Regions from separate parts of the Homo sapiens genome. Here region 1 is linked to region 2. A link is a contact called in ENCODE Hi-C or POLR2A ChIA-PET data. All regions are on one chromosome and are shown on one strand. The core of a region is the stretch at or near the end of the contact, and the rest is flanking DNA. Distances in the headings are between cores, read along the strand shown.

The links. A loop is a pair of places that touch in the nucleus more often than their neighbours do. ChIA-PET counts read pairs that join two places held with the same protein, here RNA polymerase II (POLR2A). Pooled maps may share reads with other maps.
Region 1: a loop to region 2 is called in a pooled map, with 3 times the contacts of the local background. The contact joins two enhancer-like sites. A Hi-C loop is called at or near these places in 2 of 50 pooled maps. POLR2A ChIA-PET finds 5 or more read pairs at or near these places in 3 of 52 experiments (HEK293, OCI-LY7 and activated CD8-positive, alpha-beta memory T cell).

What each region holds. Positions count from the first base shown.
Region 1 is chr2:25,058,890-25,065,562 of GRCh38, reverse strand. All of the region lies in intron 1 of EFR3B (EFR3 homolog B), which reads right to left. Among named protein-coding and RNA genes, the nearest start is that of EFR3B, 20 kb to the right of the region's middle. Within about 2 kb of position 1,387, at least 3 of the 41 ENCODE cell types and tissues checked have a DNase peak (open chromatin) inside an H3K27ac peak, as active enhancers do.
Region 2 is chr2:25,207,419-25,213,808 of GRCh38, reverse strand. LINC01381 (long intergenic non-protein coding RNA 1381) reads right to left here. Exons shown (of 2, transcript NR_132378.1): 2 at 4,607-4,835. Among named protein-coding and RNA genes, the nearest start is that of LINC01381, 6.3 kb to the right of the region's middle. Within about 2 kb of position 3,413, at least 6 of the 41 ENCODE cell types and tissues checked have a DNase peak (open chromatin) inside an H3K27ac peak, as active enhancers do.

The DNA of each region.
Region 1 (6,673 bases), core at 138-2,637, 150 kb after region 2:
TGAAAGGGGGAAAGGTGCAATCTCAGCTTCAATGACTGCTGGCTCAAGAGCATTGTAAAATATTATATAATCAGCTGAGCATGGTGACTGACACCTGTAATCTCAGCACTTTGGGAGGCCAAGGTGGGAGGATCGCTTGAGCACAGGAGTTTGAGATCATCCTGGGCAACGCAGTGAGAACTCATCTGAACCAAAAAAAAAAAAAAAAAAAAAAAATAGCTGGGTGTGGTGATGCGCACCTGTAGTCCCAGCTGCTCGGGAGGCTGAAGAGGGAGGATCACTTGAGCCAGGGAGTTCGAGGCTGCAGTGAGCTATGACTGTGCCACTGAATTCCTACTGGGGTGACAGAGCGAGACCTTGTCTCAAAATAAATAAATATTATAGGAATCATTTATTTAACAACAATAACAACAGAAGCTGTTGTTGCTTTGTCTCTGAATAGATGGGGGCAGATGTGCTGCCTTGGTGTGCCCCGCCCCCCCCGCCAGGTGGGAACAATTGAGGGATGCAGGCTGCTTCTAACACCAGCAGTGCAGATCCTTGGGAACCAGTGACCCTGGGCTAGGGGTGAACTGCCAAGGTGGTCCTGACACCTGGCTTCAGTTGTGTCCTTAGAATCCAAAATGTGTTTGGTAGCTTTGATGATAAAATTACTGTTAATTTATTGTTGGTATTTTATAACTTGATTGGTATTCACTTTAAAAATGTTATTTATCAGTGTAAGTAATGTATTGGTTACATTTTTGGAAGGAAGTGCTTTGTAAGCCTTTTAAGCTCCAGGAATCCCAATAAATGGAAGCAAAGGGAAAAAAGTTAATGCTTCTGTATTCAGCTTTCTTTAATGTGATCTGGGCTCCTCGTAGGAATTCATTCATCTGAATACCTACTACTTGGCACGTCGAGGCATTCGATTTTTTTAAGTACATGTGGACTCTGGGGGTAAGAAGCATTCCAATAAATAACTCATACTCTCAAAGAGCTTGCATCATAGCGAGTAGAATCTATCACATGAAAACAATAGTGTTAGAAATCAGGATTTGGGCTTTACAACACATTCATGCTTTCCCCTTTCCCAAAATATGCCCAGTTTCCTATTGTGGTCAGCAGGCAGCCTATAAAAAGCAGGGTTACTCACCTTCAGCTTTCTAAATGAACACACAGTATCAAATATAGTAACAGAGGAAGCTTTATTTTTATGGAGCCAAACTGATTGAGATCAAGAGTAAGTGCTTTAAATATACAGACGAACTCACAGATTTAAGATGCAGATTCTGAAAAGCTAAAGATCCAAGATCAATCATTCGAACGCCCAAATATATCATCAGAGAGACTGTTGCAGCATGCACGCAGTGCCAGAACACAAGACAGGCGCCATGCCCAGAGCCTCCGAAACGTAGAGCCAGGGCCAGGGTGGTCACGGTGCCAAAGAGAAATTTCAGAAGCAACACTTTTGAAATGCAAAACAGAATCAGAAGCAAGCACCAGAATTCTGCAAAAATGCAAAACAAGTACTAGGTTGAGCCCTACTAAAAATGCCAAGTAAGCAGCAGGCCAATCAGAGCCAAGACCCACTCTTAATGCAGCAGCTCTACCGCGCATGGGCCTTCTGGGAACACCTGCACGAGGTAGGAAGTCCCTCAAGCAGATTCTGCCCATCTCAAGAAGCCAGGAGCAGATGGAGTGAGAACGCAGCTGGAAAGAGACAGCTCCTGAAAAGCTCTAAATGAGGAGTGGAGAACCCTTCCTCCAATGCAGACCCTCAGGCCCCTGGAGAGGGTGACCCTGTTACTGCCACACTGTCATCAAAAGGATCGGTTGATGGTAAAACATGTATTACAAGCTCTGTAATTAACATCAGCCTCAGCTAACATCTATGAAGCTCTCACAATCGGTTAGGAGGTTTGAATGCATTTTTACTTAATCCTCCCAACAACACTGAGGTGGGGTCTATCGTCTCCATTTTACAGATGAGGAAAATGAGGCTTAGGGCAGTTAAGTAACACTTCCAAAGTCACATTAACTGCTAAATGGGGTAGCTGGATTCAAACCCAGGGCTGTCCGACTACAGGGTCTTCACACTTAACCCCTGGCCTGCAAAGAACACACTGAGATTAATCCATTTCAGTGTGCCATTAGAAAAAATATATACCATTCCTAGCCAGAGAGTATAGGTCCTTATACAGAGATGTCACAAGCCAGCACATTATTAAGGAACAGGTGAATAATAAGGTCATTAAAGCCTCTGTGTACTTAGGAGAATGACATTACTGTGGGCTGTGAGGTCACAAAAGCCCCAAGGAGGAAATGGAAAAATCAATCCTTCGGCCAGGCACAGTGGCTCACGCCTGTAATCCCAGCACTTCGGGAGGCTGAGGCAGGCAGATCACTTGAGGTCAGGAGTTCAAAACCAGCCTGGCCAACATGGTGAAACCCCGTCTCTACTAAAAATACAAAAAAATTAGCCAGGGGTGGTGGGTGGGGCGGGTTGGGGGGCACCTATAATCCCAACTACTCGGGAGGCTGAGGCAGGAGAATCGCTTGAACATGGGAGGCGGAGGTTGCAGTGAGCCGAGGTCGCGCCACTACACGCCAGCCTGGGCGACAGAGCGAGACTTGTCTCAAAAAAAAAAAAGAAAAAGAAAAATCAATCCTTCACACCCAGCCCTGCTCAGCCATGTCTGTGATTGTGCTGAGACAGTGCCGGAGGCCTAGGAGAGTCAGGCTTTGTTTTGTCATTGAAGGTCCCCTGAGAGTCAGCAACGCCAATGGCAGTGCCCAAAAGGCAGGCCTTACACTCAGATGGCCCTGCCGTATGGGCCTCCCCCCACTGCCCTGCCGGCACCATCAGCTTCCCAGCTGCCAATGGGATGGACTTCCCGGGTCAGCTTCCTCTGCTTGCTACTCGGCACGTAAGTTGTCTAGTAGCCTGCGGCCCTGACCAGCAGTTCTCAATGAGCCCTTTCACTGGTGCTAGGCTGCTGGTAAGAGCCCTGGTGCGGGCTGGCACAGGCCCTTGACCGTCCGTCTCCTAGTATACCCACTGCCAGCACTGCAAAACAGCCCTGGGATTGTTTGCACGGATGTTTTCTTCTCTTCCAGGGTTTCCTACTGTTTTACTGCAGTATAATTAACATGCAGTAAGATGCACACATTTAAGCATTCAGTACCTTGAGTTTTGACAACTGCTTTTACACTTGTGTAACCATCACCCAAACAAGAGGTAGGACATTGCTAATCCCCTCACAAAGTCCCCCTTTCCAGTCAACCCACTGGCCCAACTATCTGATTTCTATTATCATAGATTTGTTTTTGCATGTATTCTTACATAATCATTTCTGAAACGTAATTAGAAGAGTCTAGACAGTTATCCACAAGGCCTCTGGTGATGAAGAACACTTTTAATTATATTTACATTCTGCCATTAAAAATACATGCTCACTTCTGAGCATTAAGTTATAGGGAAAAAAATTAAAAATTAAAAATACGCACTCACTACACGAAGTGTAGAAAATACAAAATGTTTTAAAAGAAAATTAAAACCATTGCTTACACTGCCTATAAGGTGGCCCTGCTCCTCAAAGAGCACTAAAAAAAATAAAATAAAGTAAAAATAAATTAAAAGAAAATTTAAATCATCCATGATCCTTCCACCTAGAAATAACCACTGTTAGTGTTCTAGTGGGTTTCTTTCAGGGCCAGTACATCCACAATCACAGGCTGGCTCCCTGGTGTGGCATTAGTTTTTTGTTTTTTTTTTTTAACAAGTAGGCCAGGCAGGGTGGCTCACGCCTATAATCCCAGCACTTTGGGAGGCCAAGGCGGGTGGATCACCTGAGGTCAGGAGTTTGAGACTAGCCTGGCCAACATGGTGAAATCCCGTCTCTACTAAAAATACAAAAGAAATAGCCGGGCGTGGTGGCGCACGCCTGTAATCCCAGCTGCTCAGGAGGCTGACACAGGAGAATCACTTGAACCTGGGAGGTGGAGGTTGCAGTGAGCCGAGATCACGCCACAGCACTCCAGCCTGGGCAACAGAGGGAGACTCCGTCTCAGAAAAAAAAAAAGTAAATAAAGCTTATTGGTGTTCACTTCTGAGTAGGCCATCTACGTTGCCCGTGTGAGAGGCAGCTCGATCAAAAATCAAACTCCAGGTTGGGCACGGTGCATCCCGCCTGTAATCCCAGCACTTTGGGAGGCTAAGGCAGGGGGATCACTTGAGCTCAGGAGTTCAAGACCAGCCTGGCCAACATGGTGAAACCCCGTCTCTACCAAAAAACAGAAATTAGCTGGACGTGGTGGCACACGGAGCTACTCCGGAGGCTGAGGGACGAGAATCACTTGAACCCAGGAGGCAGAGGTTGCAGTGAGCCAAGATTGCACCACTGCATTCCAGCCTGGGCGACAAAGTGAGACTGTTTCAAAAAAAAAAAAAAAATCAACCTCCAATTCAAGGTGCCAACCCCTGTGGCTGAGTTGGAGCCAACATTGAAATTCACATTTATTCTCTTCTGTGGAATATGTCTGGCTCTGTTCTCTCCATTGGCAGTCATATGGGCCTCTCGCAGCACCTCGGTTTTGTCACTCAGGACAGTGGCTAGTTTTTTGGTTTTTGTTGTTGTTGTTGTTTGTTTGTTTGTTTTTTGATTCGGAGTCTCGTCGTGTCGCCCAGGCTGGAGTGCAGTGGGGCGATCTCGGCTCACTGCAAGCTCTGTCTCCCGGGTTCACACCATTCTCCTGCCTCAGCCTCCCAAGTAGCTGGGACTACAGGCACCCGCCACCATGCCCGGCTAATTTTTTTGTATTTTTAGTAGAGACGGGGTTTCGCTGTGTTAGCCATGATGGTCTCGATCTCCTGACCTCGTGATCCACCCACCTCGGCCTCCCAAAGTGCTGGGATTACAGGCATGAGCCACCGCGCCCGGCCGACAGTGGCTAGTTTTTTTATATCACCCCCTCTCCAAGGTGAAAAGCCCATTTGCCATTAACTCAGACCACCCCTAACAGGTACTCCAATTTTGATAATCATCCCTCCAGCCACTTTCACAAAACACAGTAGCAGACATTCTCTTAATTTTATCCAAACTTTCTTTCCTGAAAAAAAAATGGCACTTTAATGATATTCTTAATTTGAGTTGGAAGAGTTTTCCAGAGATCCAAAGAATATGAAGATGCCAGTTTCTAAGTCTCCTTTTACAGACACCCCTGATCAATAAGGTGACTAACACAAAGCCATCGATGTGGTCTGATTCATGCTATTGGCAGAGGGTATGATCAACTCTGATAACATGTGTATGAAAACTTTTTTAAAAAATTATGGTAAAATATATATAATATTCAATTTGCCATTTTAGCCTTTTCTTTTTTTTTGAGACGGAGTCTCGCTCTGTCACCCAGGCTGGAGTGCAATGGCGTGATCTCAGCTCACTGCAACCTCCGCCTCCCAGGTTCAAGTGATTCTCCTGCCTCAGCCTCCCAAGTAGCTGGGACTACAGGCCGCGCCACCACACCTGGCTAATTTTTGTATTTTTAGTAGAGATGGGGTTTCACCATGTTGGCCGGGCTGGTCTCGAATTCCTGACCTCGTGATATGCCCATCTCAGCCTCCCAAAGTGCTGGGATTAGATTACAGGCCTAAGCCACTGCACCTGGCCCATTTTAGTCTTTTTTTTTTTTTTTTTTTTTTTTTTGAGACAGAGTTTTGCTCTTGTTGCCCAGGTTGGAGTGCAATGGCGCGATCTTGGCTCACCACAACCTCTGCCTCCTGGGTTCAAGCGATTCTCCTGCCTCGGCCTCCCGAGTAGCTGGGATTACAGCAATGTGCCACCACGCCCGGCATTTTAGCCATTTTTAAATGCAGTTCAGCGGCATGAAGTCCATTCACACTGTTGTGCAACCATCACCATCATCTATCTCCAAAATTCTTTTCACCTTGCAAAACTGAAACTCTACCCAGTAACAACAATTCCCCAATCTCCACCCCCCCCCCCCCCGCAGTCCCTGGTAACCTCTATTCTACTTTCTGTCTCTACGAATTTGACTACTGTAGCTTCCTCATACTACTGGAATCATATACTACTTGTCCTTGTGTGACTGGCTTATTTCCATTACCATAATATCCTCAAGGTTCATCCACGTTGTACTATGTGTCAAGATTTTCTTCTTTTTTAAGACTGAATATTGGCCGGGTGTGGTGGTTCATGACTGTAATCCCAGCACTTTGGGAAACCCAGGCAGGTGGATCACCTGAGGTCAGGAGATCGAGACCAGCCTGACCAACATGGTGTAACCCCATCTCTTATTAGCATGCTTGTAATTCCACCTACTCGGGAGGCTGAGGCAAGAGAATGGCTTGGTCCCAGGAGGCGGAGGCTGCAGTGAGCCAAAATTGCGCCATTGCACTCCAGCCTGGGAGACACACCGAGACTCCATCTCAAAAAAAAAAAAAAAATCAACACTGAATAATATTCTATCATACACAGATATTGCATTTTGTTTATCCGTTTGTCTGTCGATGGACACTTAGGCTGCTTCTATGGTTAGGCCATTGTGAATAATGCTGCTGTGAACATGGGTGTACAGATGTCTTAAGTCTTTGCATTCATTTCTTTGGGGTTTATGTCTATTAGTGGGATTGCTAGATCATATGGTAATTCTATTTTTCCCTCTCTGAGGA
Region 2 (6,390 bases), core at 2,164-4,663:
ATTTCTTATATATAGCATACATTATATTATAGATACATGGGTAAATATATATGTGTATATACATATAAATGTATATGTCTATAAATGTAACATTTATATAGAAGGTAAATGTATATACAATGTAGATGTATATATACATGTAGATGTATATAAACATACATATGTAAGTCTGTGTGTATATATACACATATGCATACACACACAAACACATTTAGAGTTTGTTTTGTAAATAAAAATGGATCAAGATGTGCCATTCTTTGTGAGCTGGGGCTTCTGTAGATGTGGCTGGCTGGCATCTCCACCTTCAGAAGGCCTTATGCACTCCTCACTATGGAGCTGGGCTGGGCCCGCTGGACCCCGAGCCATGCCACGGTGCTTCTTGAACTGGAGTCACTCGGGGTGGGGAGGCAGCCTGCCCCACAAAAGCAGCACCCCCTGGACTTAGCCACGCCTCTCTAGTCAGCCCCTCTGGAAGGGCCTCTCAGGCCCTGGGGATCCTAGGCAGAGGACGCTCTAGGCCTGTGGACAAGCCTGGGAAAGAAGCCAATAAAGGAGCAATTTCGAAGTGAGAACGTCCAGAAACGTGCTGATGGCCTAGGTGGGAGGAAGGCCCAGTTGGAGGAGGAGAGGGAGGGCAGTGGCATGGGTTAGGGTCAGGAGATGTGTCAGGCGGAACACAGAATCCTGTCTGGCTGATAAAATGGGGCTTGGCAGAGCTTGGAATAGATAGGGAGGGTTAAGAGCTGCGAGGCGGAAGATGCTTGAGGTGGGATTGATGAGAGGAAAAGGGTCCCAAGAACTGCCATCTGGATTTCTGTATAGCTGAAGGCCATATGCAAAGGTCTGGCTGCGTAGAATGGGCTATCTACATCCAAAGGGCAGAGAGAGGGGCCCCTCAAATGCTGGATGGAGCAGCAGGAGCTGCCTTCATTTCCAGCATGAAATTGGGCTGCTGTCACCATGACAGAAACTTTCTGATCAGCTCGTCCTCCACCCCTTGAACCCCAGCAGTCGAATCATACTGTGCTTGTCATGGTGACATATTACGGGACCAAGTGCGTAACAGAAAGTAAATGGACTCTGAGAGAGTCCAGAAGGATGCCTGGATTGTTCGCAGAATTGAACAGACCTTAGGAACTGGAACTAATACTTGATTCTCTCTCCTCTCTTCTCGCACTGTCTCTCTCTCCTCTCTTGCTCTTGCTCTCTCGTGCTCTCTTCAAGTCTGTCTTGTTTTTGTTTGGCTCTGCTTGGCCTCCTCTGTAAACAGTCTGACTCCAGGTGGGGGAAACTTGCCCCCTGACATCCCTGAATTCACATGCTCCTAGCTTACAGCCTTGGTGGAATTTTCCCCAGAGCCTTCTATCAACTCCAGAGAAGAATTCTGACTGGTCCTGCTCAGTCTGGCACCATCTCATTATTGGGTAGTCTGATTGCCCAGGCTGGAGGGCTATGGCTGAAGGACCAAGGGCAGCCTGTTTCCAGAAGGAAATGGGATGGAAAGGGGCTGGTCAGCACTAAAACAATAGCAACCAGAGGCCGTTACACATGGTTTTCAGGATAAAGTAAAAAAAATCGGCCGGGCACGGTGGCTCACTCCTATAATCCCAGCATTTTGGGAGGCCGAGGTGGGTGGATCACGAGGTCAAGAGATCGAGACCATCCTGGCCAACATGGTGAAACCCCGTCTCTACTAAAAATACAAAAATTAGCTGGGTGTCGTGGCACGCACCTGTAGTCCCAGCTACTTGGGAGGCTGAGGCAGGAGAATCGCTTGAACCCAGGAGGCAGAGGTTGCAGTGAGCCAAGATCGCGTCACTGCACTCCAGCCTGGCAACAGAGTGAGACTCAGTCTAAAAAAAAAAAAAGTCAAGATAGCAGAGGCCCTCCATCAAAGAGCATGCTGTCTAGTTAGGGAGATGAACTTGGAACAACAGAGGGCAACAGAAAGTGCTACTGGTGGCTGTCCTCAGACCACTTTGAGACCACTCAGCTCTTGAAAAAATTAGAGTACAAACATGGTATCCCTACTCTGTAACCAATTAACTCACATTTTTTAGGCCACAGCAGCTGGAGGAATCAACCCTAGGAAGATGGATCCTAATTATGGCAGGAGTGCAGTGTGGCAAAGCAGAAAATGCAGACAGATTGAGTTTAAATCCTAGCCCTCTACCAGCTGTGATAATCAACTCAACCTTTTTAAAGACTCAGCAAATAAAATTGACACAATTAGTAGCCTCCTTCCTAGGCTGTTGTGAGGATTAAGATATGTATATTAGGTGTTCACTAGAGGATATAAACGAGTACTCAATAAATGAGATGTAGCCAGGTGCGGTGGCTCACACCTGTAATCCCAGCACTTTGGGAGGCCAAGGCAAATGGATCAGTTGAGCTCAGGAGTTTGAGATCAGCCTAGGCTACATAGTGAAACCCTGTCTCTACAAAAAGTACAAAAATTAGCTGAGTGTTGTGGCTCGTGCCTGTGGTCCCAAGCTACTTGGGAGGCTGAGGTGGGAGGATCGCTTGAGCCTGGGAGGTTGAGGCTGCAGCGAGCCAAGATTGCACCACCGCACTCCAGCCTGGGAGACAGAGTGAGACTCTGTCTCAAAAAAATAAACAAGTTGCAACCTTATGGTACAGTATTAAGACTTATTACTAACAATGACTCTTGCTGCTGTGGGCGGAAAGCCACCCAGGTGCCGAAGCAAGAGACTGAAGGCACAAACTGTTCCAGTATAATAAAGAAAATAGAATAAGAAAAGTTATACTAGAAATAGGATATAGAGATGATTATATATGGATATTATCAATCATTAGTTTTAGTATTAATCTGTGCTTTACTATTATAACCGAGGAATAACCAGCCAGTACAGTCAGGAGCTGAAGGAACATTGTGAGAAGTGACCAGAAGATAAGAGTGTGAGCCCTCTGTCAGGCCGGACATGGTGGCTCACGCCTGTAATCCCAGCACTTTGGGAGGCCAAGGCAGGCGGATCACGAGGTTAGGAGATCGAGACCATCCTGGCTAACACGGGGAAACCCCATCTCTACTAAAAATACAAAAAATTAGCTGGGTATGGTGGCGGGCGCCTGTAGTCCCAGCTACTCGAGAGGCTGAGGCAGGAGAATGGCATGAACCCGGGAGGCAGAGCTTGCAGTGAGCCGAGATCGCACCACTGCACTCCAGCCTGGACGACAGAGTGACTTCGTCTCAAAAAAAAAAAAAAAAAAAAAAGAGCGTGAGCCCTCTGTCACGCCCGGATAAAGGCCGCTTGTGGGCTTGTGTTCCTGGGAAGGCACCTGTTACTTAGCGGACCATGAAAGGGGGTTTCCCTTTCCTTGGAAGAGTTAGAGAACACCTGCTCCACCAGCCTCTTGTGGGAGGTTGGACATCAGCCAGTCTACCCACAGACATCCGGAGGCTTAAACGTCTCCCTGTGGTGCTGTGCTTCGGTGGTCACACTCGTTCACTTTCATGTTCTGCCTATATACCTGGTTCCCCTCTTAAGTCCTTAGAAGATAGCAGTAGCAGAAATAGTGAAAGTATTAAAGTCTTTGATCTCTGATAAGCACATAGAAAAAAGGCTGATGCATGATGTCCTCCCTCTGCTTCAGCTACCACAAAGGGAAGGGGCCCCCTGTCCGGTGGACACGTGACTTGCTTGACCTTATCAATCACTTGACATGACTCACTCTCCTTATCCTGCCCCCTTGCCTTGTATACAATAAATAGCAGTGCATCCAGACATACGGGGCCACTACCGGACTCTGCACATTGGTGGTAGTGGCCCCCTGGGCCCAGCTGTCTGTCATACTCTCTCTTAGTCTTGTGTCTTATTTTTCTACAATCTCTCGTCTCCGCACATGAAGAGAAAACCAACAAGGCGCCATAGGGCTGGACCATACATGCTGCCACAGTGAAATTGTTGGAATCCCAGCCCCAGCTCCTTCCCTCTTTTCTGAGTGATCCTTGCTTCCCAGATGTCACCCCAAGATGCCTTTCCTGGGCAAAAGTAAGGAATCCCAGCCCTAAAAGGCAGATGGGCAGGATACTTTGAGGACCTACTTTGGGCTGGATGCCTGGCAGCTGGTTTGGCTGCAAGGCCCAGAAGCCCACTAAAGCTGCTGAAGTCAAGGGGGACTTAGAATAACCATGACAGCATTTCATGGAATTCAGTTGTAGGAGGCAGGATGGGCATCAGCGTAAGCAGGGTTTCCCAGGTGGCTGCTCTCTCTGTCTATCCTTCCATCAGGGACTGTGTATGCCCTGCCTCTGCCCTTCTGTTGATCGGGTTCCTTCCCTTGCCCTCGGTCACTGATTTCCAGCTGGCACCCTCATGGCTGACCCCAAAGGTCTCATGTCCCAGCCTTCATAACCTTCCAGTCCTTATACTGGCACCAACTGACTCTGTCTCTGACTTCACACCAAGTTTCTGGGACAGAGACTGTGGTTGCCTGGCTTGGATCAGGGTCACATGGGTTCAATGAGCCGTGACAAGTGATGGTAGAAGTGCACTGTGGCACTGCAGCCTCGACCTCCCAGGCTCAAGTGATCCTCCCACCTCAGCCTCCCAAGCAGCTGGGACCACAGGCACAGGCCACCACGCCTGGCTAATGTTTGTATTTTTTTGTAAAGACGGGGTTTCACCATGTTGCCCAGGCTGGTCTTGAACTCCTGACCATCTACTGACAAGGGATGGCTTCTTTCTTTGACAAGGGAACACTTCTAGCGGTGAACACTTCAGAGCTGGCATCCCAGGCTCTCTCCTCAGCTGCCTGTTCAAATCTGTGCTGGGTTGGTGGGCTGCCTTGTGTTCTAGCTTGGCTGATAATATCTGGAGAAGAAGAAGAAGAAGAAGACGTGTGAACACTTTGAAATCGAAATGTTGGTGTTAGTTTCCTAGGGCTGCTATAACAAAGTACCAGAAACCAGGTGGCTTAAAACACAGAAACTTATTGTCCCACAGTTCCGGAGGCTTAGAAGTACAAAATCAAGGTCACAGCCACTTTCCCTCTGTGTCTGCGTCCTCGTATGGCGTTCTCCTTTTTATGGGTATCCACATTTCCCTCTGTTATTTTTATTTATTTATTTATTTATTTATTTATTTATTTATTTATTTATTTTGAGACAGAGTCTTGCTCTGTCGCCCAGGCTGGAGTGCAGTGGCGCGATCTCGGCTCACTGCAAGCTCCACCTCCTGGGTTCACTCCATTCTCCTGCCTCAGCCTCCCGAGTAGCTGGGACTACAGGCGCCTGCCACCAAGCCCGGCTAATTTTTTGTATTTTTTTTTAGTGGAGACGGGGTTTCACCATGTTAGCCAGGATGGTCTCGATCTCCTGACCTCGTGATCCACCCGCCTCGGCCTCCCAAAGTGCTGGGATTACAGGCGTGAGCCACCGAGCCCCAGACTATTTATTTATTTTTTTGGAGACAAGTTCCCGCTCTGTTGCTCAGGCTGATGTGCAGTGGTGCAATCACGGCTCACTGCAGCCTCCATCTCCCAGGCTCCTCCCCCATCAGACTCCCAATAGCTGAGACTACAGAAGTGAGCCACTATGCTCGGCCCATCTCCCTCTTATATAGACACCAGTTCTATTGGATTACGGCCCACCCCAGTGACCTCATCTTAACCTGATTACATCTGCAAAGACCCTATTTCCAAATAAGGTCACATTCACAGCTACAGGACTTCAATCTATATCTTAGGGATTTACAGTTGAGCCCGGTTATAAGTGTCCACACTGGGTATGGTGGTGTGTATGTATAGTCCAGCTATGTAGGAGGCCAAGGCTGGAGGATCGCTTGAATCCAGGAGTTTGAGACCAGCCTGGGCAACATAGTGAGACCCCCATCTCAAAAAGAAGAAAAAGACTAAAATGTCCGTAAATAAAATGTAGTGGGAATACAGCCATGCTCATTCTATGGATCGTTGTGACAGAGACTATACACAAAGCTTAATATATTTACTATCTAGGCCTTTACAGAAAAAGTGTACCATTCCCTGCCTTAAAGGATGGGGTGGGAGTTCACAGGACAGAGAAGGCCAAGGGCGTCTTAGGCTGAGAGGACAGCAAAGCCAACCACAGCAAAGGTCAGCAGTACAGCTGGTGGACGGTGGTCCTGGAGCTCTGGAAAACAAGGCATCTCAAGAGTTCGAGTTAAAATAGAAAGCATCTTGAGTTGAACACCTTCAGGATCATGGCTTCAGCTTTTCTCCCTGGTGGAGAGGACAGTGTGGGAACTGGAACCCTTTCACACAAGCAGCCCAGGACGTATCTGGAAGGAGAAGAGGCCTGGGAGGAGCCCAGGATGTCTGTGGAGTGACCTCAGCTGGTCCACTGGAGGGAAACCCAAGTCAGGCTGACTGTTTTTCTCTGGGAGAGCCAAG